Regions from separate parts of the Homo sapiens genome. Here region 1 is linked to region 2. The links are chromatin loops, found by intact Hi-C in ENCODE. Cell type or tissue: gastrocnemius medialis. All regions are shown on one strand. Links, peaks and the distances in the headings refer to the core of each region. The heading gives the core; the rest is flanking DNA. Region 1 overlaps LOC105378764 (a long non-coding RNA gene). Region 2 has its middle 40 kb from the start of NFIA.

Region 1 (15,285 bases), core at 3,443-11,442, 140 kb before region 2:
CCCTTCGCCTATTAACTCTTGTGAGTCCTAAGCCAAATTAAAAAGGACTCTGAGGACAGAGCAATGGAGAACAAAAAGAAAAGAAAAGAAGAAAAAGAAAGAAAAAGAACAACAGAATCTAATGAAAAATAGAGAAAAATATCTGCTGCATTGTTGTCATCATTGTTTTGTGAAGACAGTAGAATAAGAGGAAGTAAAATGAGTCCGATACAGGAGGGTGCGAACTGGGGATCAGGTTAATTGTGCTTTAAAGTTATGGGGTCTTTCAGTGGATTTGCATGATGAGAGTTTTAGTCCAAAGCCTGTTTCAAAATCCTCATTAGTTTTCTCTAATCCACCTAAAATTATGAAGGCCTGGATTGTGAAGGTCATCTGTGATGATTCAACCCTGTTTAATTTCATGGGGGTTTGCACCCACTTCTCTATATGAAAAAGAGAATTAATAATTTTGAATTGTCTTCTCTATCGACAATTTTGGGGACTGTCATGGGAGAGAAACAAAGAAATGCAGACTGTACACTTTTATGTACTTTGCTTAACCAATTTGAAATGAAAGCAGTTTTTTTTGTTTTTTTTGTTTTTGTTTTTTTTTTGTTTTTTTGCATCCTGTGTACCAAGGAAAAGGAGTTAAGTGACTGGACAGAAATCAGAAAGAGGACTTCTTAGCAGGAGATAAAAATAAGGAAACAGCAGGAAAAAAAAAAGCATTTAAACCTCTCATAGCTATACTCAATCTGGCATTCACAACCTGAGTCTGTATCAGTTTGAAACTACAAAAATAGTTTACAAGGGTCACAGTCATTTTTTTCTACTCAGTGTGTCAGAAGTTGGGATGTGCGACCCAGAACTGCCATTCCATTACACAGAATAAAATGATATCTGGTGGGTGGATCGAAAGCTTGCCAAAGAAGACACAGTGAAAGCTAACCCTCTCAGTCTAGCTCCTGTTTTTAAATATTTATATCTCTGGCAGACTTTTTGGGGGTAGAGGAAACTGAAAGCTCTTTTGCTATCTGTCATTTCACCCAGGCAAATGAGAGAGAGTCTCACGACTTGATTTTCCTCGAGTTTGGCACCAGGAACAGGCGATGGCGTTTCTTTGGGATGGTGAATTTCTCTTTGTGGAAAAGTGGCCGGGACCAAGGATTTTTACAAGAGCCAACAGCCACTTTCCATACCCGCTTGGGGCAGGGCCAACTTCCCATTAGCACTGCTGTTACAGATCGGGCCTGCTTTGCAGCCGGCCAGTGCCAACTGTGGTCATGGCCTGTTAGGAAACCTACGAGGAAAGCCACCGTGAGCCTGGGGTGGTGGGAAGTGTATCGCTCTAGATCCTGGGCAATCTGGCTCACTAGCTTGCCTCTCTCGTGAATTCTCTCTGTGATCATTAGTTTTCTTCTTTTCCTCCATCCAACTCTTAATTCCCTTCCCCAAGGAATCGGTCTCCAAAGTCAATTGACTGCTGCTTTCTTCTCTGCCTCACCATCATCTATGCCCCTTCCTTAGTTCAGGGACTAGAATATTGCATTAACCTTCTAACTTTGTAGGGCAATACTGTAGTGTGTATAGCAGTGGTGAGGAGCAGGGGCTTTAGAATCCAATAGACCTGCATCTTAATCATGACTAGGCTACCTCCTCATCGTGGCCTCTGCCACAAAATAGGAGAATAGCTTATTTCTAGCAGGAATGTTGCATGGACTGCATGAAACAGTCAGGAGAGGATCTAGGACACTAGCAGTCACCTAGTGAGCACTCAGAATACTACAATTGTTCTTAACATAATCGACTAATGCATCCAGTTACATCAGAGAGCCTTTTAATGCATCCCTTTTCAGTACCAAGTATCGTGTTATGCTAAGGATGCAGATAGATAAGATGCAGAACCTGCCCTCAGGGAGTTCTCCATTGAGAGACAAATTCATCAACTAAAAAATCTCTGTAGCTTTCTTCCGCTACTCACATGCTTTTTAATTTCCAATTTTTATAAGATTTTTTACAGCATTGTTTGGCAATAACAAAAACAACAACTGTAATAGTAGCGACCACTGACCTGACCTTTCCCATGGGCCAGGCCCTATAATGATACATCTGCATCTATTACCTATTTTGTTCTTCAGATATATGCTACCAATCATGATTAGCAAAAGAAAAGCTGGGGAACTGGACACACTAAGTAACTGTCCTGGGAATACACAGCTGTGATACGTGTGAACCAATGAAGAACAGGAATCATTTCTTTTTGTGTTCTTAGTTGGACAGATGAACCTGATTCAAAATTCCAGGATTCTATTCTGATACTGACAGTGGCTAGCTTGTTTCAGCCATAGGGACCATAAAAAGTATTCTTTCACCAATTTTTTAGCATGTACTATATGCTTTTTGATGCTCTGCTAGACACACAAATGATTCAACATAAACTCTCCCCTTAAGAAGAATAAGGACAGTGGAAGGGTAACAGGATGCATTAGAGCATTTCAGGAGATGGTGTTTCTCTACTCCAGCTAGGACTGGCCCAGAAGAGACTATCAGAAAGGGTTTGAAGTATGAGTGATAACGAATGTGCAGAAATGATGAGGAGAGGTGTTCCAGGTGGAGAGAAACATATGAGCAGAGGCTCGTAGATAGGAATGAGTCAGGTGTGTGCTGATAAGAGTTCAGGGCTCTTGCAACAGACCCAAGTTAATGAGGACATGAACTTGGACAGTGTCAGGACTGAGGGGAGAGAATGGGCGTCCGGGACAATGGTACCTTGCCAAATTTTATGTGCAAATTTGTTGCTTAATAAATATTCCTTGATGAGGACAACATATGCTGTTACTTAATAAATATTCCTGATGAGGAAGACATGTGCTGAGCTGATGGAAAAAAAAAAAAAAAAACGTAATCACTCAGTGCTCAGTTTTTCTGTTCACTCCCAAGAAACCATTCATTGACTTAAGCAGCCAAACACTCATTAAGTAAATGCTCTGCACTACACTAGGCACTGAAAATACAAAGATGAACAAGATATGCTCTGTTCCTTTGAGGAGATTACAATCCAGGGGCAGAGGCAAGCAGATAAAGAAATAATTCTAAAGTGCTGTGGTAGGGCAGTACAAAATTATGAAGCAGGAACCCTGGGGGCCTAGACAGTGATGTGCTTAACGTGGCCTGGGGCAATGAGAGAAAGCAGCACCGAAAAATTGAGGTTAGAGTTAGGGATTGAAAGTCATACTCTTCAAAGCACTTTATGAATCTGCAAAGCACTGTATGAATGTTACCTGTCATTTTCCTATTATTTTTCACAACCACAACTTTGAAGTTGAGTCAGCCTAAGAGGTTGACTTTATTTTTAGAGGTGGAAGAATACCTTAAAAATCATACGGTCGGTCCACTGGTTTTCAGATATTGCAGGTGAATGTGTGTGTGTGTGTGTGTGTGTGTGTGTGTGTATTGCTACTTTATTAATAAAATGTTATTTCATAATTTAAAATTAATAATATTTACTTCTTCAAGTTCAGCCACAAAGAGCAATGAAGTTATTCTGATGAATGCTAACATTTGATATTGGAATTATGGATGATATTTGCAAACACATCAGCCTCAGTTATTGTCTTTATTTTGGCATTTTGATTTGAATGCCTGGCCTCACGGAAATTCTGATGGCACTGATAAGTAGTGAAAGTGGTAACATCTGTGGGCTTCTTGTTTGTTTGTTTTTTGTTAACAGCTTGACTCACAATCTCAAGATACTCTTCATTTAATCTGAGCCAGAAGCTTGAAGGCAAGATAGTGAGACACTTCTGTTTCAAAGTTGAACCAGTAACAATACCGATGATAGTCCTCGATATTCTTTGACATATATATGACAATCAGACACAAGGAGCCCAAAACTTGCACCAACATTAAATTTGTCTATAACATGTGATTCACGGGGATCAGCATGTCACAAGTTCACACACAACTGAATTAGATTGTTACAGCTTGACAACAGGACTGGCCAAGTAAATGAGATATTTGCCTGCCACTTATTTGGAGTACCTGTGACTCACTTGTGCAATTTTAGATTAAAAGTCTGAATTCCAGAAAGACCATTGCAGAGCTACAATCTTCCTAATCAACGACATACTTATAAGAAATTAGAATGTACATGCAGATAAGCATTATTATTTTTTAAACACCCAAGGGATTCCGTGGGCAGTGGAATTATTGGTCATTTGTGGTATTAGTATTTTTCTGTAATAAAAATTTGATGAAAATTATTTTTAAAATATTTCCACAGAGATTGTTGATGTTTTCTTCTGAGTGCATATAAAAATTAGTTGCCTAGCAGCTCAAATAATTACGTTGTCGGTCTCCAATATAAATATTATTTGTAAGAAAATATTTATTATAAATATTAATAAATATTTTATATTTATGTTAAAGAATATACTTAAGTCTCTGTGTGTATACATATAGAGACAGAGAGAGAGACAAGTATATTCTTTTACATAAATATGAAAAACAGACACAAGGAACCCAAAACTGACACTAACACTAAACATAGATTTTTATTTCAACTTTCAAAATGCAATCATGTGCTCTTTAATGACATTTTGGTCAATGACATACCACATATATGACAGTAGTCCCATAAAATTATAATACGGTATTTTTACTGTACCTTTTCTATGTTTGGATATGCTCAGATACATGAATACTTACCATTGTGTAACAACTGACTACAGAATTCTGTAGAGTAATATGCCGTACAGATCTGTAGCCTAGGAACAATAGGCTATGTCATATGGCCTAGGTGTGTAGTAGGCTATACCATCTAGGTTTGTGTAAATACACTCTATGATGTTGGCACAACAAAGGTGCCTAAGGACGCCTTTCTCAGAACGTATCCCTGTCGTTAAGCAATGGATGACTGTAGTTAAAATATGTTACGAAATGAAATTTGCATCTAACACTGCCACAACAAAACAATTTAGTTCCATAAAAACACAGCTTGAAAACCAATGGCCGACTCCTAGACTTCCCCAATGGATCATATGCAAGGTAATTTTAGGTGGTATACATTCTTTTTTGTTAATAATGGTATATTTTTTAAATGTGCATTAAATATTGACTTTCACATTTGCTATCATGATATACATTTTCTTTTACTATTAAATGACTTATAAAATTAAGAAAGGTGAGTTAATTTTTTGGAACTTTTATTTTTAGATACAGGGGGTACACGTACAGGTTTGTTACATGGGTATATTGCCTCAGATAATGAACCCAGTACCCAATAGGTAGTGTTTTGACCTTTGTCCCCATCCCTCCCTCTCCCCTCTAGGGTCTATTGTTTCCGTGTTTATGTTCGTGTGTGCTCCATGTTTAGCTCCCACTTATAAGTGAAAACATACAGTATTTTGGTTTCTGTTTCTACATTAATTCACTTAGGATTATGGCCCCCAGCTCCATCCATGTTGCTGCAAAGAATATGACTTCATTCTTTTTTATGAATGCATTGTATTCCATGGTGTATATGTGCCACGTTTTCTTTATCCAATCCACCATTGATGGGCACCTAGGTTGATTCCATGTCTTTGCTATTATGAACAACACAGCGATGAACATACAAAGTGCATGTGTCCTTTTTGGTATAATGATCTATTTCCTTTTGTATGTACATCCAGTAATGGAATTACCGGATGGAATGTTAGCTCCGTTTTAAGTTCTTTGAGAAATTTCCAAGCTGCTTTCCACAGTGGCTAAACTAATTTACATTTCCACCAACAATGTATAAGCATGCTGAAGTGAATTAATTTAAAGCAACTAATAGCACAGGTGAATACAGAAAAAAAATATGAGGGTAATAGATAAATGGCTGAAGTTTAGTAAACCTTAATTTAATATGTCCCACTTGTCAATTCAAGTGGGGAACTGGAGGACAAAAATGGTATTCTTTGGTGGTAAATGAGGACTTGCCCCCATTTATCCTCATTCCTAATCTAGGGGTGGTATCTTTTTCATGCTACAAGAGGTCAAGCATGCTCAGCCCCAAGCTCTAATGGTGTCATGTAACATATGTACCAAACCAAAAAAGACTTTTAAGTCTCAACTGACAATCTAAAACTAAGCCAAGACCAAATATCTGTAAGCACAACTTCCTTGGGCTTCCCTGAGCATATCTGGATATTTTCAGTTGCTCAATATGGAAAACAGGATACACAAACAGGCTTAAAATATAAAAGACTATATTGGTTCCTGTCACTGAAAAGTCCAAATATAGCATGGCCTTCAGTCATGGCTTGATCTAGCAACTCAGTCACCCAGATTCTCCATTCTGCCTTCCTTGGAGTTTTAAGGCAAGAATCTCCCTAGTCTCTTCCCCGTTTATATCTAACAAGAAACAGTCTCAGCATTCCCAGAAAAAAATAAAAATAAAAATAAAAAAACAAAGTCAGTCTGTTTGAATCCATGTCCATCCTATGACCCATTCTCAAACCGAAACTGTGGCCAGAGGGTAGGAGACAATGCTTGAATTAACACAGTCATGTGTCCACACCTGGAGTGGAACCTGGAACCCATAAGCTCTAAAAGGCAATTAGAGGTTGTTGGGATTGGAAACAGGTGAGAATAAAGGCTGGCAATGCAACCACAAATATGAGGAAAGAATAGTAATGTCACTGTAATGAAAAGTCTCAGATTTGATCTTGGAAAGATATTGGATACTTCCAAGGATTGGTCATAGTCTTCAGAGATATTTATGAAGTACTCTTATATAAAGAGAAAAAAGTGGTGTGTCTCTAGCTACCATAGATATGCATGGCCAATGTCCACCAGGATATCTGTATGAATTTCTTCTTATTTAATACCACTTTGGGAGTATATATCCCCACTACCTTCGAGGCTGGGTCATTGCCCTACTTAAGAATTTACTTACTAGTGGCTTTTTAAAATGAGAGGGTAGTGGTATAAAAATAATCCAATAGAATGTTATCTGGAAGCCAAAAAATAAGTAAATAAATAAAACCATAGTTTTGCTATTTGGAGTCGAGATTTAAGGTAGAGGAAAGTTAAATGGCTCTAAGAGGCAAAGAGCTGTTTTCTAATGAAGGTGTTGGCTCCCATCCTAGTTTGCCTTTTTTTTTTTAGGACTCCCTGCTAGCCCTCAAAAACCTGCCTTGAGGGCAAACTCTTCACAGTTCAAAGTTTTGCCCTCGGAAGTAAGGCTGCATTTTAATAGCAGCCAAAAATGGGTGCAATTCCTGGGTAAGTGAATTTCATCCAGCAGTAAGCAGGTAGAGACGGATTGGGGAGAGTTTTGGATCTTTCCCAAAGCCTCTTGAAAACGTAACATGTCAGTGGCTGCTTTCAACGTTTATAATTGGAAGACTGCGAATCATAGTCAACTGAAATGTATTAAGCAAGGTGCATTCGCTTAAATTATTTTATCTAACCCTCGCATCAAGCCCATGAGGTATATACTTTACCCCATTTCACAGATAAGTAAACAGAGGCTGAAGGAATCTCAATGACTTGTTCCCCAGCACACTGACAGCACACTGTTGCATGACCTTGAGTCAGTCCCTTCTTTCTCAGAACCAGGTCTCTGTCAAAGGAGGCCCTCGGCCCTGGGAATGCCTTCCCAGCTGCCTCTAGCCCTCCCAGGCCTCAGAATGCTTGTTTTGGGCCCTCCTCTTCCAGGCTGTGAGGTCCAGATCCTGGGCAGATGTCTCTCACCATATGCTGAGGGTGATTTAACAAGGCCAAATGGGCAGCCCCGTGGTTAGAGGCGCTCTCGTTACATATACGCCGGTTGCTGCGGCCTGGCCAGCTGTCCCAGCCCTCGCCCGCTCCTTCTTGGAGACAGCAGCCTGCAATTGCAGATGCCAAGCAGCGGAAGATATTTTTAAAGCTACAGCATCTGTCTCCTTGGCAGCCTCCACCCACTGGTGGGCCGGGTGTTTTGGAGTTGCCTTTGGGCACTTCACATGGTTTGGCATCTGATCCATTGTCTAGGCTGCCTTTTAGAGCTCAGCTTTTTTTGTGGGGTGGAGGGGGGGGTCCCCTAAAACCAACTTTTGATGATGACCTGGGTCTCCCCTCTCAGTGACATCAGTGTGTCTCTGGATCTTTTGTAATATTTTTTTTTAACTTTCCTTTAAAAAAAAAAAAGAAAAAACAAGTGATGAAAGAATGAAAGAAAGAGCATTTCCCCTCTGCCAGAGTGGGTTTGAATAGAAAACTGCCCAGTAGCTGTGCAGCTGCCCAAATCTCGCCCACCATGTCCACATTCTGACTAGTGCAGAACACGGCTTTCTTGGCATCCAAACTTCCCTCAGGCTTGACTATTCCTCAAATGTCTCCCTGGGGAGGTGAGGGATTTCTTTTTTCATTTTTCCCCGCTGCTTTTGCAAAAGACTGTGAAGCTTCCTGTCTACATGCAAATAGCCATTCAAAAAAACAGACACTGACACTTAATTCCCCCTGGCAAGCTGTATTAAGTTTTTTCCTTCTCTTAGAAAGGTGCATTTTAGGGAAGACCAGCTCCCAGCCTGCAAACTCAGGCCTGGGGACTTGGCCCTGTTTCAGAACACCAGTTTGAAGATGACTTCTAGTGAGGATTTCAGGCCTAGTGACAAGAAAATTATCTCAGTTGGGGCAACAGGCTCCTGTGTCATGGGGCTGGGCAAGGCACCAGCCTGCCTCTCACTCATGACTTGGCAAGAGTGCCGAATGTGGTCTTTTCTCCAGCCAACAGGCACAGGCAGTGGCTACCAGAGGATGCCAGTGGGCAGGAGTAATCACCAGGGCCCAGCCAGGCTGGCTAGAGGGTGGTGTTTTTAAGTAACCAGCATCACTGGGCACTCCTTGTCCCATTAAGCCACACTGATATAAGACCCAAAGAATCACTAACCCTCACCCCCACCCACAGAGCAGGAGTCTGGAGCTGACATAGGTAACTGGGGTGCATTTCTTCCACTTAAGGTCAATGAAAGATAGCAGTATTCCCGCCATATGATAAGGGAAATTTCTAACACTTCCTCTATACTGTTCTAAGTGCATTATACGTATTTCCCCAGCTAATTCTCACCACAACCCCATGAAGTTGCTATAATCATATTCTCTTTACTGATGAGGAAACCGGAGCACTGAGAGAGGCAGTAACTTACCCAAGGTCACCTAGCTACTATGGCATGGAACAAGGATCTCAAACCAAATGCTCCACCCCCAGAACCCATCTTCTTGACCCTAAAATAAAGATTGATAAAAATGAAGGCTGACTTAAGTTTTAATTCAACATTGAAAACCAGGCAACTCTGAGTTGTTGGTTCTTATTTGTCATCCTTAATTTGAAATGAAAGGGGATTTAAGAAGGGTGTTAAAGGTAGAATATGGGATTGATTCCAAGTATGTAGCCATTCCTGGTATTTTCACTGTGCTTACTGAAGCCAGTGTTCCTTCTTTGCCCCTGTTAGGCAGCAAGTTTGACCTCAGACTGGTGACCAGGAAGGAGCTTAATAAAAATGAGAGGTATTTGAACAGGAAGCCCCACCTGGGCACAGGCATTTCAGAATTTTTAGTGGCTGCAGGAAATCCAGTTAAAGCAGAGGCTACTTAAATGTATTAATTCATTCAATATATTTATTGGGTAACTTCTCTGTATTGGACATTGTTCTGGTTCTGCATGCTACAAATACAGCAATACAGAAAAGGTATAAGGAGTTCCAGGTAAGGGAAGGTTCTCAGTTTTGAATGGGGTGGTCAGATGAGTTTGAGTCTGAAAAGTTGGCATTTGAATAAGATGCTGAGGGAGGTAAGTGAGGAGCCATGAGGGTACCCAGAGGAAGAAAAAGAACAGCAAGTGCCAAGGTGAAGTGCAAAGGCAAAGTGCAAAGGTCAAATGCAAAAGCAAATTGCAAAGGTGAAGCACACCTGATCTACTCAAGGAACATCAGGGAGGCTGATGTGCTGAAAACAGAGTGAGTGGGGAAGAACAGTGAGAGATGAGCTCAGAGTGCTAATGGAGGTAGCAGAGACTGTAATCGTGATCTGTTTAAATAAGGGTAGTTTAATGAGCTATTCCTAGTGTACTCGGGTGAAGGAACAAAATTATCCAAAAGTCAAGGAACTAACAAGTCTGGAGGTCAAAGGAGAATGCAGTCTGCCCCTTCCTTGACTTGGTTTGGCTCTCCACGCCTCAGGATTTCCTTTTGTAAAGTAAGACTAGCCATAGGAATCAAGGCTTTCTACTGAGCAGGAAGATGTGGCAACTTCACAGGAATGCTAAAGGAGATGCTCACAAGGAGAAAGAAGGAGCCTCCTTTATGATTTAACACCCAAAACAATAGTTCCATTGCCTACTGTAGTGCCTGGAATTCCACCTTTAAATACCCAGCCCTTTAGGTTCTGAAGGCACTAAATGGAGGCGAGAGGGCACCAAACACAAACTGCACCTATTTCAAGATGCTGTCAAAAATCAGAATGTGCATCATCCTCTTAACTCTGTTCTCAAAATTCTTAGGCCTCCTTTCTAATGTCTCATAAATTCATACCCATGGAAATGCCTATCGAGTATTATTATACTTGGTTTCATAAAATGTTCAGAGCTACAGGGCCCCAAACTCTCACACTTAAAGCTTTTTAGAAAGATACCGAGGGTCTCCTCTGTGCTTTATTATTATTGTCTAATAGGCTTAGTGTGCAACAGTGCAACAGTCCAATAGGTCCAAGAAGAGGCACATTTTACTGAGTTTTACTTTCACATTGGGGCAATAAGACCTTATCTATCATTCACCAGCTGTGTGATCTTGCTGGGCTTCAGTCTTCTCATCCATTAAATAAGAATCACAGTTCTTACCTAGTAGTGATATTGTGACATTTAGACATTTAGTGACATTAGACACAATCTAGAAAAAAAAAAAAAAACTGGCAGCAAAGGAGAGAGGAAAGGAGACAGTGACACAGTAGGACCTGTGTCCTTCTCACCTAGGAAACAACAGAGTTGGCAGAGTCATTCATTCAGCACATATATTGTGAACACCTTCCAAGTGACAGTTGTTACACTAGCACCCACAAGCCTCAATATTTGTTTCCTCGTGGGGAAAATGTAAAGGATGGGTGCCTGAGATACACCGTGGCTTTAAGACTGCCTACTGGGTCTATTCTCTCTCACTGGGACAAAGGTGAATTCCAAAGCCTCTCTAGGGCAAGTTTCCATCTGTTGTTTTTCTCTTCCTAGCTTTTATTTATTTATTTATTTTTGAGATGGTGTCTTGCTTTGTCACCCAGGCTGGAGTGCAGTGGCATGATCTTGGCTCACTACATCTTCCCCCTCCCGAGTTCAAGCAATTCTCATACCTCAGCCTCCCAAGTGGCTGGGACTACACGCATGCGCCACCACTCCCTGCTGATTTTTGTATTTTTTAGTAGAGACGGGGTTTCACCATGTTGTCCAGCCTGGTCTCGAACTCCTGACCTCAAGTGATCTGCCCACCTCAGCCTCCCAAAGTACTGGGATTACAGGCGTAAGCCACAGCGCCTGGCCACTAGCTTTCATTTATTATTTTATTTCTGTAATTCTAGCAAGTCTTTTAAATTTGTTATAAAATTATAGCATCACTTTATACAGGAAAAGTCCACCACATTTCATTTTGATGGCCAACAGATGATAAACAAATACTCATGATTCTATTAACACTCTCTCTTTAATGCCCAATAGGCCCCTCCCCTGACTCTGTATGAGCTGTGGGGTCCCAGAGATCATTAAAGGAATACAAAGTGTTCACGTTATTAGCATGAGTTACCATTTATATAACATGTGACATACGCAAAGTATTCTCTGATGATTTTTTATAACTTCCTGGTCTTGAGCATGGACATTTTATTTATTATACAACTATATTGTTTGATTAAAACTGTGCTTTGGGGCAGATTAATACCGAAAACAATAGTTCCATTGCCTACTAGATCATACCAGCCCTAACCAGCCATTATTATAATGTCCTCCCTAGGAAGAAAATGTTTATTTGTTTTATTTATTTGTTTACTTGTGCATTTGGTATCAAAAGCAACATTTTACAAAGTACATGGCAAGAAAAGAATTACACTGGGGTTTTAGCCCAAAAAGTGTTGCATGGTCAAATAAGTTCAACAGTGAAATAGGCAACTTGTAAACACAACACAATTTTAGTTTGCAGCATTCCCTAAAATCACTGGTCAATTGAACAAGAAGAAAGGGTCTCATGAAGGGTAATCCTGAAGGCAAGTGTGGGCGTTTTGTTTCTCCTGATTTCTCCAAATCTGTTTGGTGGGAGTAGTAGTCATTCCCTTGCACCTGGATGAAAATTTTGGCAATCTTATGACTTTTCTGACATCTCTTAGCCAGTGACTCAACATAGAGATTAGAATCTATCCGTGGATGTTTCCTATCTCCTGAGCTGGCTGCTGTGGGCAGAAGACATGCCTTCACGCATTGGGAGTGCCTAGAGCTCACTTGCTCTGCCTCTCACAATCTCCCTCTCCTTTCCGTCTCTTCCTCCAGCTTGCTTATCCTGATGTCTGGCCCCTTCATGGTTGGGGCACAGGGTCAGGGATAGGGGCTAGAAAGGGATGTAGGAAAGTTCTTACTTAATAGGCATTTTCATTAGATGGCTTTGAGATCTCTGGGCCTGGCAGGAGTTGAGAGCTGCCCTTTTTTGGTCATGTGTACTTTCATGGGACTTTAGAGGGTCCCCTGCTAGGTCTGCCAGCTGCCTCTCCCTTGACTTCATGTCCCTCCTTCAGCGGACTGGGACTGAGTCCGCTCTCCTCAGCTGCAGCCGCTGATCCACATCACTGATGTCCTTGCTCTGAGGGCCGTCTCCACCGCCAGCTGCCCTTTGATGCCAGAGCCCTTTTGTAAAGGACCCTGCAGGAGAAAGATGGAAGACTCAGAGCAACTGAAGGGAGTTTCACGAAGGACTGGTTACAGGTGGAGTGGGCAGGGTACAGTGACACCAACAAGAGAGGTGACATGACCACACACTGGCCAGGCAGAGAGTTATCACCACCCTTAAGCCTAAGGGAACAAGCAAAGGGAAGCCCATAGGAGATGATCAACTAACAGAAGCCGGGGCCTTCCCTAGCTCAGTGTCTCGCCAACCCGCAACCCAGCAGGGGAACAGCCCAGGGAATGAATACACTGAGGTCACTCCTCCAGCTCTCCAATCTCCCTGGTGTCTCTTAGTGGCCAAACCCAAACAGAAAGCAGAGGGCAACCGAGTTGTCTCAAGGTGACCCCCAGAGGTCAGTCTCCTAGGGCACAGAGTGCAAAAGGGTGGAGAGAGATTTACTGGGGAAAATGGAGTATCCATTCCTGACCTCAAGGAGAGAACTTAACAGGTGTTCCAAAGCTTCACAGACTGGCCCCTGCCCACCACTTCGGCTGCTTCTTTGACTGTGTTCTCTCTTACTCTGCCCACTCCCACTGTTCCAGACATCTCTCCGTCACCCCAGTTGCATGCCTGTTCCCTCCACCTGCAGTGTTCTTTCTTCACTCTTCACCTGGTGCAATCTTTTTTCATTTTTTATGATTTATTTTAAGCATGACTTACTCAGGGAACCTCTCATTAAAAACCTATACTTCTTTTACACGTTGATTTGAGCATTTGGAATTCATTGATTATTTTCAATTACATTCATTTCTCTCTGCTTCTCCGGACACAAGCTCCTTGAGGGCAGGGGCTTTGTTTGGCCTCATCCACTCCTTTTTCCTAGAGCCTGCACATGGCAGGAGCTCAGGAAGAGTTTGCTGTCTAGGCCTCAGTGTCCTCAATTAGAAAAGGATGGACTTTTGATGCAGATGAAGTAAAAGGCCCCTTTGAGCTCTCCAATTCTCTGAAATGGAAATGCTTCTCCCACAAGTGAGTCCCTCTTGACTTCTCTGTCAAGAAACTTCTTCCAGGTTTATACATTAGCCAGAGAATACAGTAGGGGGAGAAGGTTAGGAAATCTCAGATTACTTACGAGAGGTGAAAAATAGCATTACGGTGGACGTATACAGTTTCGCAAGGAAATGAGCAATCTCTTCTTTGATGGAATATGTGAAAGCCAAACTGGAAGGAATAATTAGATTAAATAGTGATGTAAACTGGAAAGGAAGCATTACTTCCTGCACTGTACCAAATGTCTTACAGGTGTCAGTGGGACCCACCAGCTCAGTAATTAGGGTTTTAACTGTCTCCACTTAACTATGTGCAAGTGGTTGAAAACAGGAGTTTCATTGGGACCCCTGGCATCAGAACATTTTGGTGAAGTGAGCTTTGTTCTCAGTTACTCAGGGTAAAAAAAAAAAAAAAACAAAAAAAACAGGATTCATGGTGAATGGATGTGGTAATGGCTTCTTTTTTAACCCATGCTACCCAGGGCTCTGCTAGTGTGTGCCCTGGAGAACCTTAGACCACAAAGAGTGTATACCCAAGGTGTGCCCTGAGGATGGAGCCAGCATACAATACTCTAATTTGAGAGACAGCAAGGTTTTGTTGAAACTTGGCTCTTCCCCTAATTAGGTGTACAATCTTGGGGAAACCAGACCCTGAAATATCTGATGCACAAAGGGCACATCATGATACTCTGACACACCGAAAAGGTACCTGACATACAATGGAGGCATCATAAAATAGTTTTAAAATTTCAGTTTTGGAGCCAGGCAGACCTGCATTCCAGCCCAGGCTTTTACTAATATTGTTTGGCTGTGTCACCACCCAAATTTCATCTTGAATTATAGCTCCCACAATTCCCACGTGTCATCAGAGGGACCCAGTAGGATGTAGCTGAATCATAAGGGCAGGTCTTTTCCATGCTTTTCTTGTGATAGTGAATAAGTCTTATGAGATTTGATGGTCTTATAAAGGGGAGTTGCCCTGTACCTACCCCTTCGCCTTCTGCCATGTAAGACATGACTTTGCTCCTCCTTACTTTCCACCATGATTGTGAGGCCTCCCCAGCCATGTGGAACTGTGAGTCAATTAAACCTCTTTCCTTTATAAATCACCCAGTCTAGGGTATGTCTTTATTAGCAGCATGAGAACGGACTAATAGAGTCACTTATAATCTGGATGACTTTGGGCAAGTACTCCTCCTCTCTGACCCTCAACTGATGTGTATGAAAACTCAGGTATTATAATACCTGTATCCCAGACCTGCTCGAATAATGAGTTCTCTATAATATGGCAGCAATAACAAAACTACAATAGATGAATAGGTTGGTCCTACCTTATCCAAAAAGTCAGTCTCTTGTTTCATTCATTCATTCATTTATTTAGCAAGTATGTATTGAGGGCC
Region 2 (15,285 bases), core at 4,773-12,772:
TGATCCGCCCACCTTGGCCTCCCAAAGTGCTGGGATTACAGGTGTGAGCCACTGCACTCAGCCGAAAGATTACTTTTAAATTTCTATTTTATTACTGTTCAAGGCTGGAATATAGAAATACAATGTTTTCACATATTGCTCTTGTATCCAGTGATCTGCTAAACTCAATTAAGAATTCTAATAATTAATAGGTATTCTGGATTTTCTATATTCCCCATCATATCATATATAAATAATGAGAGTTCATTTTTTCCTTTCCAATCTTTATGCAGTAATGTACCGCATAACAATATTTTGGTCAATAACAGACTGCATATACAACAGTGGTCCAATAAGATTATAAGGAAAGCAGGGCCTAATGGCACACACCTGTAGTTCTGGCTACTCTGGAGCAGATGCTGAAAGATTGCTTGAGCCCAAGAGTTCAAGGCTGCAGCGAGCTATGATTGCACCACTGCACTCCAACCTAGGCAACAGAGTGAGACCCCATCTCTAAAAAAAAATTTTAATTTTAATTTTAAAAGATTATAATGAGGCCGGGCACGGTGGCTCATGCCTGTAAATCCAGCACGTTGGGAGGCCAAGGCAGGCGGATCATGAGGTCAGGAGTTCAAGACCAGCCTGGCCAACATGGTGAAACCCCATCTCTACTAAAAATACAAAAATTAACTGGGCATAGTGGCGCGTGCCTGTAATTCCAGCTACTTGGGAGGTTGAGGCAGGAAAATCGCTTGAACCCAGGAGGCGGAGGTTGCAGTGAGCCAAGACTGCGCCACTGCACTCCAGCCTGGTGACAAAGCGAGACTCCATCTCAAAAAAAAAAAAAAATTATAATGGAGCTGAAAAATTCTTATCACCTAATGACTTCATAGTCATCTCAAAGTCATGGCCCAATGCATTACCTTCTCTATATTTAGTACACAAAAAATATGTACCATTATGTTACAATTGCCTACAGTATTCAGTACAGTAACATGCTGTACAGGTTTCAGCAAGAACAATGGGCTATACCATATAGCATAGGTGTGAAGCAGGCTATACCATCTACATTTGTGTAAGTACACTTTATGATGTTCACACAATGACACAATCATCTAATGCTGTGTTTCTCAGAATGCATTCCCATCATTAAGTGACACATGACAGTACATTTATTTCTCTTGTTGCCTTGCTGCAATCACTAACTAGGATCAGTACAATATTGAGTAGAAATGTTGATAATAGACATCCTTATGATGTTCCCACTTCTAAAGCTTTTAACATTTTACCACCAAGTGTGATGTTTGCTGTTGGATTTTTGTAGCTACTTTTTTCAGAATAAGTAAATTCCTTTGTATTGCAAGTTTGCTAAGATGTTTTTAATCAAAAATAGGTGTTGAATCTCATTAGATGCTTTTTCTGCATATATTTAGGTGATCATATAATTTGTCTCTTTTATTTAATTTATGCAGTATGTTGGTTGAGTTTTGAATGTCCAACCAACCTTGAATTCCTGGATTAAACCCAAATTGGTCATGATTTATTATCCTTTTTCATATATTGCTAAATTTTTTGCTAATTTCTTAAAGTTTTTATGTCTATCTTCATAAGAGAGATTGGTTTATGATTTTCTTAAACTGTACTTATGAAGTTTTGGTATTAAGGTTATTCTGGCTTCATAGGGTATTACTGTCCCTTTTTCTACTCTGAAAAAAATTTTCAGAAGATTGGCATTATCTCATCTTTAAATGATAGAATTTGCTGGAAAAGCCATTTAGTTCCAGATTTTCTTCATTAAAAGGTTTTAAATCATGGGCTGGTAGTGGTGACTCACACCTGTAATCCCAGCACTTTAGGAGGCCAAGGCAGACAGATAGTTTGAGCCCAGGAGTTCAAGATCAGCTTGGGCAACATGGCGAAACTATCTCTACAAAAAAATACAAATATTAGCTGGGCATGGTGGCATGTACCTGGAGTCCCAGCTACTTGGGAGACTGAGGTGGGAGGATCACCTGAGCCCAAGAGGTCAAGGCTGTAGTGAGACATGGTCGCAACACTTCACTCCAGCCAGGGCAACAGAGTGACACTCTGCCTCAGAAAAACTAAGTAAATAAATAAAAGTTTTTAAATTATAGATTCAATTTATCTAATAATTATCAAATCATTTATATTTTTTCTTTCTACTATATCCATTTTGGAAAGCTTCATTTTTCAGCAAATTTGTCTATTTTATGTAAATTTTCAAATATATTTGCTTAGTTATTTATACTATCCTTTCATTAAATTTTTTAATGTGTGTAATATTTGTAATCATGACCATTTTTTGTGACATTAGATGTGTTTTCTGTTTTCTTTGCTTTCCCTTTTTCATGTTTTTTCCATGAGAGATTTATCAATTCTATTAGCCTTTTCAAATAAACTTTTGGATTTATTGATCCTCTCTATTCTGTTTTCTATTTCATTTGTTTCTGCTTTTATCTTTATTATTTCCTATCTTCTATTTTATTTGTTTAATTTGCAGCTCTGTCTCTAAATGTTCGAAATGGATGGTTAACACATTGATTGACAGCCTTTCTCTTTTTCTAATATACATCTTTGAAGCTATAGATCTTTCTCTAAGAATGACTTTAGCTGTATTACACTAGTTTTGATACATATTTTCAATTTTTTAGTTTAAATTATTTTTTAATTCTCATTGTCATTTCTTCTTTGAACTATGGGACTATAGAACAATATTTATTAATTTTCAGATAGTTGAGGATTTCCCATTCTGTTTTTGCTACTGATTTTTAGCTTAATTGCTTGAAATAAAAATTTTTGAAAAGTTTTAGAAACTTTCTTTATGGTCTATTAAGTTTTCCATGTGCTTGGAAAAAAATGTGTATTTTGGGATTTTTGTGTGCTTTATTTTACACATGTCCATTAATTTAAATGTGATTATAATGCATTTTAATCTGCTATATTCTTACTAATTTTTGGTCTGTGGATTCTCTTAGGTACTGTAAGTGATTATTAAAATTTCCCATTATACTATTTATTAGTCTATCTCACCTTTCAGTTTTGTCAATTCTTGCCTTATATATTTTTGTACTGTTATTAGGTACATTACAATTTCCTATGAATTAAATCTTTTTTCAGTGCAAAGTCTCTCTTCATCTCTAGTAATGCTTTACAATATGTATAACTATAGCAGTTGTGTTTTGGCTACTATTATGTATTTTTTTTTTATTTTTCTTCAACTTTTCTGTATTTTTATGCCTTAGGTTTGTCTCTTGTAAACATGGTAGATATGGTAATTTTAAAGTTTGTGTCTCATAACTCCTATATCTGGAGTCCCAATAGATCTTTTTCCATTCCCTGTTGATTTTGCCAGTTCTCGTTCCTATCGTCTTATGTCCTTATATGCCTAGTTGTTTTCTTATTATGCAATAGTTTTTGTATTTCAGAATTTGTTCATAGAATTAATTTGAGGTCTAGGATGATGTTATCTTCCCCAGAGAGGATTCCCATTTGTCTCTGCCCTCAAGCCATAATCACTTCAATCCAATTTAAAGGTGATTCAAGACTGATCTTAGTTCCTGTGGGGCCTCTCTATTTCTGGTTCACCCACACTCCCAGGGTTCAGACCTTCCCAGCGTTGTAACTCAGGCCTCCCAACCTGAGCAGGCACTGATGTTTAATTTCTGTTCCCCAACCTTAATCCTTAGCCACTCTCTCTAGAATGGGCAAATAACCCTAGTGGAAATTAGGCCCAAATGCTCTAGATACTGGCCACATAATTCTTCCCTACCTTGCTAGTTCTCCAATGCCTTAAGGCGGATGTTTTTATATTCTTATCAGCTTTTCTCATTGTCCTCAGGGGGATGATCAGTCCAAATTACCTTGTCACCATTACTAGATAGATGTACACTCTGCTCTGTTGATTTTGTTTTTAATATACAGTCATGCATTGCTTAACAATGGGGATACAATCTGAGAAATGCATCACTAGGCAATTTTGTCATTGTGTGAACATCATAGAGTGTACTTGCACAAACATAGATGGTAGAGCCTACCACACACCTAGGCTATATGGTATAGCCTATTGCTCCTAGGTTATAAACCTGGACAGCATGTTACTGTACTGAATAGAAAATTGTAACACAGTGGTAATTATTTGTGTTTCCAAACATAGAAAAGGTAATGCATTGTGCGAGGATGTTAGGACAGCTATGGCATCACTAGGCAATAGGAATTTTTCAGCTCTGTTATCATCTTATGGGACCACTATCATATATGCAGTCATTAGGCAATGCATGACTGTAAATAATTTTACACTATGTTCTTATTATGTTTTCTTATTATGATTGCTTCCTTATTATGAAAGTTAGACATTCCCACTTTTAGAAATTTAGCAAATACATGGCCGGGCATGGTGGCTAACATCTGTAATCCCAGCACTTTGGGAGGCCAAGGCAGGCAGATCACTTGAGCTCAGGAGTTCGAGACCAGCCTGGACAACATGATGAAACCCCATCTCTACTAAAAATACAAAAATGAGCCAGGTGTGGTGGCATGCGCCTATAGTCCCAGCTACTTGGGAGGCTGAGACAGAAGAATTGCTTGAACCAGGGAGGCAGAGGTTGTAGTGAGCTGAGATTGTGCCACTGTACTCCAGCCTGGGCAACAGAGCAAGACTTCGTCTCAAAAATAAAATAAAATAAAATAAAATAAAAATTTAGAAAATATAAACATGGAAAGGAAGAAAATAGAAATCACTTATAATTCCACTTTTCTAAAATATATTTCCTACTGGTCTATTTTGTATGTATATATACAAACATTTTTAACAAAAATGAGATCATGCGGTACTTACTACTTTATAATGTAATTTATTCATTTAATATATCAGAGTATCTTGATGGTTGCATGGTTTTCCAAGGTATGTATATACCACAATTCACTTAAACAATTATTGAATATCAGAATTTTTCCAATATTCAACATTATAAAACCATTGTCACAAACATTATTTTGCTAAATATTTGAACAGTTCATGATTATTTCCTTAGGATTAACTCCTAAAAGTAGAACAGATAATCAGAAGATATAAGGCATTATATATACTGACAAGTTACCCTCCAGAAGAGGATTACCAATGTACATTTCTACTAGCAGTGTTAGAGAGTGATATTGTTCCCTTCCGACAACCAGATTGGAGCTACTAAGCAATTAGTCGCATACCAACATAAATGAGATTTACCATCTTAAAACAATTTTAAAAGGATTTTTAAAGTTTTCTGTCCTGGATTTTGCCATGATTGTAACTGATTTCTCCCTTAATAAGGAAAATAAGCCATCAGCTCAGAGACCAGAGGGATTTAGGAGCTTAGCAATAAACCATCAACCATTTCCTCTACTGGGAGTCTGTATAAAAGTTGGTTTATTGTCATGGAATATGATGCAGCCATAAAAACAAATGAGATGGCACTCAACTCACAGAAAGTAATCTCTAATGATGGGCTTTCCAACGCTATATGGCCCCTATACTAAGGAAGTAGCTGGCATCTCTCATTTTATGCCCCCATACATCTACCCAAACTGAGGAAAGAGAAATTCTACAATATCAATATGGAGAAGGAAGGCTATGGTTCTCTGTGTACTTTATAAAGAGTATTTTGTTCTATGCTCATTATTGTATATCCTGGGAAGCCTAATTTTAGTTTTATTTGAAGATGAAGAAAGAGAAACATTAAGCCACACATGCTTTTCATTTTTTGTACAAATTTATGGTGTATGTGTGCAATTTTTTTGTTTTTCTGTTGGTTTTGTTTTGCTTTGTTTTGTTTTTTTTGAGATGGAGTCTCACTCTGTTGCCCAGGCTGTAGTGCAGTGACACGATATTGACTCACTGCAACTTCTGTCTGCTGGGTTCAAGCGATTCTCCTGCCTCAACCTCCAGAGTATCTGAGATTACAGGTGCCTGCCACCACGTCTGGCTAATTCTTGTATTTTTAGTAGAGATGGGGTTTCACCATGATGGCCAGGCTGGTCTAAAACTCTTGGCCTCAGTGATCTGTTAGTCTTGGCCTCCCAAAGTGCTGGGATTATCGGTGTGAGCCATGGTGCCCAGCTGCAACTTTGTTACATGCATAGATTGCAATGTGGTCAAGTCAGGGCATTTAGGCTATCAATCACCCGAATAATGTATATTGTATGCATTAACTAATTTCTTATCACCCCCCCCCCTTATTCTCTCACCTGTCTGAGTATCCACTGTCCATCATTCCACTCTGTATGTCTATGTGTACACATTTTTAACACTCACTTATGAATGAGAACATACAATATTTGACACACATGCCTTCTAAACTAGGTATTGATGAAATAAAAACTTAGTTTCAAAGGCTTATTTTTCTTGGTGTATTCACTGTTGTGGAATTACCCTGTGGAAATAGCAGATAGCTGCTTCTGGAATGTATCGTGACATAAACCGATAAATTCAGCAAAGACATCTACCTGTCAACTGACTTTTATACTCCAATTATGTTATTTTAGTTTTATTTCTAAATATTATTAGACAATAATTAGAAATATTAAATTATTGGCCGGGCGCGGTGGCTCACACCTGTAATCCCAGCACTTTGGGAGGAGGGCGGATCACAAGGTCAGGAGATCGAGACCATCCTGGCTAACACAGTGAAACCCCGTCTCTACTAAAAATAGAAAAAATTAGCCGCGGGTGCTGGTGGGCGCCTGTAGTCCCAGCTACACAGGAGGCTGAGGCAGGAGAATGGCGTGAGCCCGAGAGTCGGAGCTTGCAGTGAGCCGAGATCACACTACTGCACTCCAGCCTGGGCGACAGAGCGAGACTCCTTCTCAAAAAAAAAAAAAAAAAAAGAAAAGAAAAGAAATATTAAATTATTAAGGCCCTGGTTTAATCCATGAGACAGTAGATTACAGCGGTAAATAGCATGAGCTCTGGGGTCAGACCGTAGGAGTTTGGGAAAGTGACTTCTAGACAACTTTGAGCAAATTACTTAGCATCTCTATGTCTGGGCTTCCTAATCTGGAGAATGAGGATGACAGTGGTACACATTTCAGATGGTTGCTTTGAGGATTAAATGAGATAATACCTGTAAAGTTTAGAACAATGCCAGGCACATGGTAAGGCTTGGAGTTAGTTATTGTAGAAGGGGCTCTATAAATAAATGTTTAATTGAAAAAAATCAACAGTCCAACTGGGGGTGGCAGTTAACCACTCTTACCCCAAAATGGAAACCTCTTGCTATTGGAATAACTTTCCAGAATAAAATATATGAAAGAAAACTTGATGAAATACAGGCATTAAATGTTATCACATAACCATCCGTAAATTCTGGGTTTCCACAAAGCAGTTCTTCCGAATCATAATTAAGGGTTTGAAAGTCAAATGATTTAACTGCTAGTTTTAATTACCTCTTGGTGAACTTTAGTGTGTTAGAATTGTCACAACTTTCCTTGAGGATTACTCTGAAGTCAAGCAATACAGTGGGAAATTATTAACTCCTACTTTGGTACAGCAATTATCTGCATTACAAGGTTTATGCAATTAGCTGTTTAAGATGTCATTATATTTTGCCATCTGGTACACAGGAGTTTATGCATATGAACAGGCACGTGTTGAAGTGATTTTCACTATATGACTTGTTCTCAACCCAAGTCATCGCTCTAATGAGGGGAAGTTGCCGTGCACCGTACATTAGTGGCAGGTGCACACTATCAAGCTTCATTTTCATCGAAGACCTTCATTTTTCCATTTTAAAGTATTCTGCACAAGTGCTGGAAAATTAATTAGTCGTTCTCAATTGAACAACGCCTGCAGACGTGTTCTTTAGCAGTTAGGCGGGGGCACGGCTTCAGGTAGGGGCCACTCCTCCTCCTCACCCGGACGGCTGCAAGGAACCCTCATTCTGTGCAAAGCCAGGGCGCAATCCTGTGCAGTAAACCTCCCCTCGCGAAGAGGGAAGCGGGGTTCGCTGTTGCACCCCAGGCCGAGCGCCCTAGGGGAGAGGGCGCCGCAGCGAGTCCCGAGATCCGAGCCCGGCCTCGACGCCGGAGCGCTCCCGGAGCTGGTCCTTGCCCGAAGCGCATTAAAACGGCGCCCTCTGGTGTCAGCTCGCGGCGGCCGGGTAAAAGCAGTGGCGCTGGGGGTAGAGTTCTACTCGCCACCCTGTTCGCAAACTGAAAGATCCCCGAGTTTAGAAAGTGTCTTGCCGCTCTGCGGACGCTGTGTCCGCGGCCCCGCTGTCGCGCAGAGCTGGGCTGCGATCAGAAAGTCCGGCTCCCCTGGCCCCAGACAGTGGCTCCCGGGGGAACCAGCGTGGAGGGTGAGGAGGGACCTGGCCTTCGAAGGCAGGAAGGACAGAACCCCCAAGCCACGACGGCAGCGGGGCGCGGGGACGGCCGGGCTCCAGCCACAGAGGCCCGAACTCGGCCCGCACTGCCCGGCGGCAGGCCGCGAAGGAGCCCCGGGTAGTGGGGGCGGCAGGAAGGAGAGGCGCGCAGGGCCTTCGGGGCCTCCCCAAGCCCCGGGCTCCCGTCTGGGCTTTGTGGGTTGGCGGTGTCTGAATCGCCGACGGGCCGAGCCGTGCCGGGAAGGCGCGCGGCCCCGCGCGGGCACCTGGCCGAGGCCGCCCCGCGCTGCCATTGAAATGTGACACTGATGAACGAGCTAGGCCCGCGGCTTTCTTTGGGAGAGTTGGAAGTCGCCAGCCGCGAGATCTGGGGCTCTCAGGTTCCCTGGGAAACGTTCTCCCCGCACCCCACTGCCTCCACCTTCGGCACTATTGCTATCCTCTCCCATTTCCCCCCAACACACACACACACACACACACACACACACACACACACACACCCCTCACGCGTTTTCGAGTGCCAGACCAAGAGTCTTAAGTTCAGCTCCAGGAAGACAGGGTAGTGGCGGGAAAGAACATTCTGACGACGGGGAAGTTTGAGTTGGTTGGGGCTGAGTCAATAAAGTCGCCCCTTGAGCCTTTTGTTTTGAGGCTTTGATTGCAACGGCGCCTTTCGCCTTTTATATTTGGGGCCTGGTGGGTGACAGTGAGGGGACAGAGGAAGGGGACGAAGCACGTGGAACCTGGCCCCTTTTGGGATGTTTCTGCACCAGCTTTTGTTGGGGGAGAGGATGGGAAGGGAAGGAGGGAGAGTGGGTGCCTTACAGGCAACCAGCAAGGATTTCTTGAGAGACAACAACGTGCGGAGCACTGAATCAGGCACCAGCAGCGCTTATTGAGAATGAGAATAGGATCTTGCAAGCTGATTAGCGAGAGAAAAATTCAAAAAAGGGACAAATTGGTTAGATTAAGTATCCAAATAGATGCAGCAAAGCTGAGTAAACAAATCAAGGATGGGTATTGGAATTGGCTAGTGGAGTCTCAGAGCATCTGTGTGTGGACATCTCCGTGAGTCCATTGCAGTTCAGAGGTTGTTCTATGTAGGCTCAGCCTAGAAAACAGATACTTAATAAAGTTCGAGATGACGTTGTCAAAAAAAAAGAGCCAATCATTCCGGTTGGAAGATAAAGTTGGACAAGTAAATCAAGCCCAGACTGAGAAGGCTGAGGGGCCCAGAATCTAACGGATAATCTACTGGCTTTGGGGCCAGACTAGCACAGAAGCAGCCCTATCCAAGCCTCTTAGGAATTGTAACTATGAGTCTCTGTTTCCCTCCGTGAAATGGGGATAATTATGCCTTGGTATTGTGAGGATTACACAGGGTTAAATGAGACAATGTCCTTGGGCCTAAATACTTTTGGTATTGATATAACCCCTCCTTCTCTTTCAACCATTTCAGAATCGTTCCCATGATCCCTAGGCTCTGGGCATCTTCAGGAGTTCTTCAAATAAATATGTGACTATGCCCATCTTGTTTATGTTCAGTCAGCTCTGTTGCCTCAGACACTCAGCAGTCCATGTTTTACTGATACCTTTTGGAGCCTCTAAATTATTTGAAAACACTGAGTTTTTACTACAGGCTTCGGTAATTGACTTTCGGAGTAACCGGCCCATGAGACTGGTCCATTTAATGTCAATAATAAGTAATATCAGTTTATTAGACTCTCACCAGTGGCCCTTACTGAACATTCCATCCTCCATGATCAAGAGCAGCAGTTCAGCTTCTTAAGCAAATCTTATTCCTGTCTGTTGTAAAAAGTCATTTCACTGTAATAAGTATCTGCTTTCCCAAAGCTGAAACTACACAGAACAGCCTGTGCCCTGCAATTGACTCAGGGAGATACCCACATTCTGAAGTACTGAGACTGGGACTTGGGAAGGTCAATGCTCTGATTCAACACAGGTGATATGAAGAACAGTAATGAGTTTCAAAGTGGCCTATAGGCCTGGTGCGGTGGCTGACACCTGTAATCCCAGCACATTGGGAGGCCAAGGCAGGTGAATGGTCATAAGTTCGAGACTAGCCTGGCCAACATGGTGAAATCCTGTCTCTACCAAAAATACAAAAATTAGCCGGGCGTAGTGGTACATGCCTATAATCCCAGCTACTCGGGAGGCTGAGTGAGGCAGGAGAATTGCTTGAACCCAGCAGGCAGAGGTTGCATCGAGCTGAGATCACACCACTGCACTCCAGCCTGGGTGACAGAGCGAGACTCTGTGTCAAAATAAATAAATGACCAAAGTGGCCTATAGACTGGATCACAGCTCTGCCCTTTATTTACCAAAAAAAAGCCCTGGATTGCTCATTTTTGGGAAATGGTACCAAAAAGAAGTAGCTAAGGTTTCCAGAAATATACCTATCCAATCCACACTCTTACACCAATCAATGTGTGTTTCCATGACATGGAAGTCCTAAAGTCTGTTCTCAAGTCACCCTAGCTATGTGAAGATGATGAAATGAGAAACATTAAAATTCTAGAATGAAGATAGTAATTTCAGGAAGAAAATTTATCAGCTTAATGTTTGAGCTAGGGTATATGTTCTTTGAACATTATCCTCATGATTTTATTATAACGAAACTAAGGCATGAACTTGAAAAATGGGAGAATGGGAGAAAATTTTACCCTAAAACTAATAATGCAAATGTTGGGAGAAATACTCTTGTATTTCTCCATATTTCTGCTAGCACCTAGCACCTAGAACAGTGTAGAATATACAAAATACATTCCATTAATATGTGTTGGTTTCAACTGGTTTTTCTTTACAAAGCCCCCTTATCTAATTACCAACTGGTCCCCAAAAGCTAACAATCTAACCACCCAACCTTACATTTGGTAACTTTATAGTGTTAGTTACACAGTAGGGTTTTCCTGCTAACGAATCCTCTGTGGCATCTGTTTCAAAATGAAAATCTATTATATTATTAGAAACACTCTCAGTGTAAAGAAACCAGAGATGAATTGCCAAAGTCTGAGCTCACGATATTGTGTTGGCAAGCAAAAGCATCATGGCTGGACCCAGTGGGAGAAAGAAGATGGAATGCACACCTTTACATCCAATGCCCAACTCAAACCCTTCTATCAGTAACTCCACACCTTTTGATGAGTTCAGTTGTTTTGGGGGATGGAAAGGCGTTTTCTGGTTAGGAATGATGAACGGGTTGGTTTGCTACTTAGGTAAGTAAGAAGAAGGGGAACTAATGAGTAATTGTTGCACAATGACAAAACAACACTCCTGAAAGAAGCATAATTTGCTTCCCTGAACAATCCAGTCCTTTCATCATAAAATGTTCCTATTACATGGATACAGACCAGCAAAAACATTTGCTATACAAAAACACCTATTGTAAATAATTTCCATAACCAGATCGACAAAGCTCTATGACTATAGTTTAGATGCCAGGATTTGACAATAGCTAGATTATACTAAACTTTTCATTGTAATGTATACACTAAAATGACATTTGGTCAGTTTGGTCATAAAATAAATATAAATTATTGATATTTATAAAATTACAAATTCACTCATTCTTGGTTTCTCCCAATGCACCCCTGCTCCCTTCTTCCATCATCAATATTTTCCTAGGAAACATTATAATCTACAATTAACTGAGGCTGAAAACACCATCTTTTACCACATCTTTAGTGTAGCAAAAGTACCGAGCAAGCCACCCTTCTGCCTGATCTTTCTTGATAACTTTTTTAAGTACCCTAGAGCCAGTTGGTGCGTTCTTGGCTGTAATGCAGCCAAGTGGAATGCATTACATTCCACTTGTAATGCAGTGGAAGACACCTGGGTGTGTGCTGGGAGATCTGGGCTCTCCATAACCTGGCTCTGCCACTTCTCTATGAGACTTTAAGTGACTCACTTGATCTCCCTGAACCTCTCCTTCCTCTTCTGTGATGACAGAAGTTAGTCTTCCTTCACAAAGGTGTTGTGAGAATTATACGACACTTGATATTTAAAATTCCTAATCTAGTAATCTAGCACACAGTAGGTAAACTTAAAGGTAGATTAATGTTAAAGTTAGATTCTGACTGGACATGGTGGCTTGAGTCTTCAGTACCAGCTACTCAGGAGACTGAGGGAGGAGGATCCCTTGAGACCAGGAGTTTAAGGCTACAAGTATGCTATCACCGTATCGGTGAACAGCCACTACACTCCAGCCTGGGCAACATAGCAGGATCACAACTCTAAAAGAAAAAAAAAAAGGTAGATTCTGAAATATAGTGAAATACAGATCTAGGGCTCCTAGAGTAAAAAAAAAAAAATTTTTTTTTTTTTTTGAGACAGAATCTGGCTCTGTCGCCGAGGCTGGAGTGCAGTGCTGTAATGTCAGCTCACTGCAACCTCCACCTCCTGGGTTCAAGCAATTCTCCTGCCTCAGCCTCCCAAGTAGCTGAGATTACAGTGCCCACCACCACACCCAGCTAATTGCTAATTTTCGTATTTTAGTAGAGACAGGGTTTCACCCTGTTTTGGCCAGACAGGTCTCGAACTCCTGACCTCAGGTGATCCACCTGCCTTGGCCTCCCAAAGTGCTGGGATTACAGGCGTGAGCCACTGTGACCTGCCAAAAAATATTTTTAAAAGCAGAAAAAATACAGCAACTATGGCTTGCATCCCCATGTCTTTGTTTCCTCATCTTTAAAATTGGGATAATGGGCCAGACGCAATGGCTCATGCTCATAATCCCAGCACTTTGGGAGGCCAAAGCAGGAGGATCCCTTGAGCCCAGGAGTTTGAGGCTGCAGTGAGCTATGATTGTGCCACTGCACCCCAGCCTGGGTGACAGAGAGAGACCCTGTCTTTAAATAAATAAATAAATAAATAGGGATAATGTATACCATATGAGATTGTGAAAATGATAATTAAATCATTTAATAGAGGCAAATGATAATAAAAATAGTAAATAGTAATAGTAAGTCATCCACAAATATAAGATGTTGTTTGGTTTTTTTGGTTCGTTTTGTTGTTGTTTCTGAGACAGTTCTAGCTTGTCACCCAGACCGGAGTGCAGTGGTGCCATTTCAGCTCAATGCAACCTCAGCCTCCCAGGCTCAAGCCATCCTTCCATCTTGGCTGTCGAAGTAGTTAGGATTACAGGCATGGGCCACCACGCCCAGCTTTTTTTTTTTTTTTTTTTTTTTTTTTTTTGTAGAAATGGGTTTCTCTGTGTTGCTCAGGCTGGTCTCCAGCCTCTGGGCTCAAGTGACCCGCGCACCTCCCAAACACTGGGATTACAGGCTTGAGCCACCACATAGCCATTGTCTTTTTTTTTTTTTTTTTTTTCTCTGAGACAGAGTCTCACTCTGTTGCCCAGGCTGGAGCGCAGTGGTGTGATCTCGGCTCACTGCAGCCTCCACCTCCCAGGTTCAAGTGATTCTCCTGCTTGACTACTGAGAAGCTGGGATTACAGATGTACCACCACGCCCAAGTAATTTTTATATTTTTATTAGAGATGGGGTTTCGCCATGTTGGCCAGGCTGGTCTCGAACTCCTGACCTCGGGTGATCCGCCCACCTCGGCCTCCCAAAGAGCTGGGATTACAGATGTGAGCCACAGCACCCGGCCTACAGCCGTTGTCTATGAGGAGATAAGCTAGTTATCAAAACTCCCCATAACCCATCCTGTTTCCTACTCAAACACTGAAACCTCTTAGCTCTCTCCCACTTCCTCTAAGGCCCTAATCTTCAAGGAACAGAAAGAAGCTAAACAGTCTTACAAGTTAGATTTCTTAGAATAAAAGATGGGTTTTCACATTAGAAATAGGTGAAAGTTGGCTGGGTGCGGTGGCTCAGGCCTGTAATCCCAGTAATCCAAGCACTTTGGGAGGTCGAGGCGGGCAGATCACCTGAGATCAGGAGATTGAGACCAGCCTGGCCAACATGGTGAAACGCTGTCTCTACTAAAAAATACAAAAAATTAGTCGGGCATGGTGGCGCGTGTCTGTAGTTCCAGCTACTCAGGAGGCTGAGGCAGGAGAATTGTTTGAGCCAGGGAGGCAGAGGTTGCAGTGAGCCGTGACCGCGCTATTGCACTCCAGCCTGGGAAACAGAGAGAGATTCCGACTCAAAATAAATAAATAAATAATTAAAAACTATTTTTAAAAAAGAAATAGGTGAAAATTCCTTAGAAGGCACCTACAGCTTCTTACCTACATCATCTCATTAAATTCTCACAATGACTCTATCAGACAGGTACCACTATTCCCTCTTTTGAGGGATGAGGAAACAGAGACTCAGGGAGATAAAGTAACTTGCCCAAGGTTACACAGCTATTCTCAAGGAAACGTAGTGCATCCCATGAAAATAGCCTGGAGTCGAGATACTGGAGTCAAAGTGCAGCCAAAATTGTCAGGGTGCAACCTGCCTGTCCAATCAGAGCTGCTACTTCTTTGATACTGGAATCCCCCAATTCCTGAAATTAACACCCAGTTCTCCACTCCCCAAAAGCACACGCTGAGTGCCCTCAGGGCTCTTGCTGTTGCCAACGGACCTATAACTCGGTACAGGCTCAGGCAGCTGAGAGGAGGCTGTGGACACAACAGGCCTTGCTAGGCTTGCTGGGACGGGGCCACATTACTTTGCAGGCGCGTCTTTCTCCTGCCTGCTATCTAGAGCTCGCCTGTAGGTGGCGCCCTGCTTCGCTCAGGGGAATTTGGAGGGCGAGGACACGGGTCACCAGCTGCCTCCCCTGAAGGCCAATTTAAGTTGTCCCCTGGCTTGAACTGAGCGCAGGAACCTCGGTGATGGGGACATGCCCCCCTCCCCGCGCGCTCTTCCTCTCCCAGCCCCCCTGCCCTCCCCTCTCCAGGGGCTGGCGGGCCCGCGCTTCCTCCGAGGTCGGGCTACGCGGCGCGATCTCCAAG

Evidence for each region. Peaks named below come from ENCODE experiments on the same cell type or tissue, not always from the same donor. Only the 100,000 strongest peaks of a DNase experiment are listed, where the experiment ranks them.
Region 1: a loop joins it to region 2, with 6 times the contacts of the local background. A loop is called at or near these places in 2 of 110 quality-filtered maps.

The regions. Positions count from the first base shown.
Region 1 is chr1:60,895,973-60,911,257 of GRCh38, forward strand. The region is part of intron 2 of LOC105378764 (a long non-coding RNA gene); the gene reads right to left. Among named protein-coding and RNA genes, the nearest start is that of NFIA-AS2, 67 kb to the right of the region's middle. RefSeq lists an enhancer at 7,263-7,796. In gastrocnemius medialis, for the core only: no CTCF peak of the experiment used is centred there; DNase peaks (open chromatin) are centred at 7,799 and 8,709; H3K27ac peaks cover 5,588 bases.
Region 2 is chr1:61,035,018-61,050,302 of GRCh38, forward strand. No RefSeq gene overlaps it. Among named protein-coding and RNA genes, the nearest start is that of NFIA, 40 kb to the right of the region's middle. In gastrocnemius medialis, for the core only: a CTCF peak has its summit at 8,115 (motif pointing left); a DNase peak (open chromatin) is centred at 8,104; H3K4me3 peaks cover 1,109 bases; H3K27ac peaks cover 1,967 bases.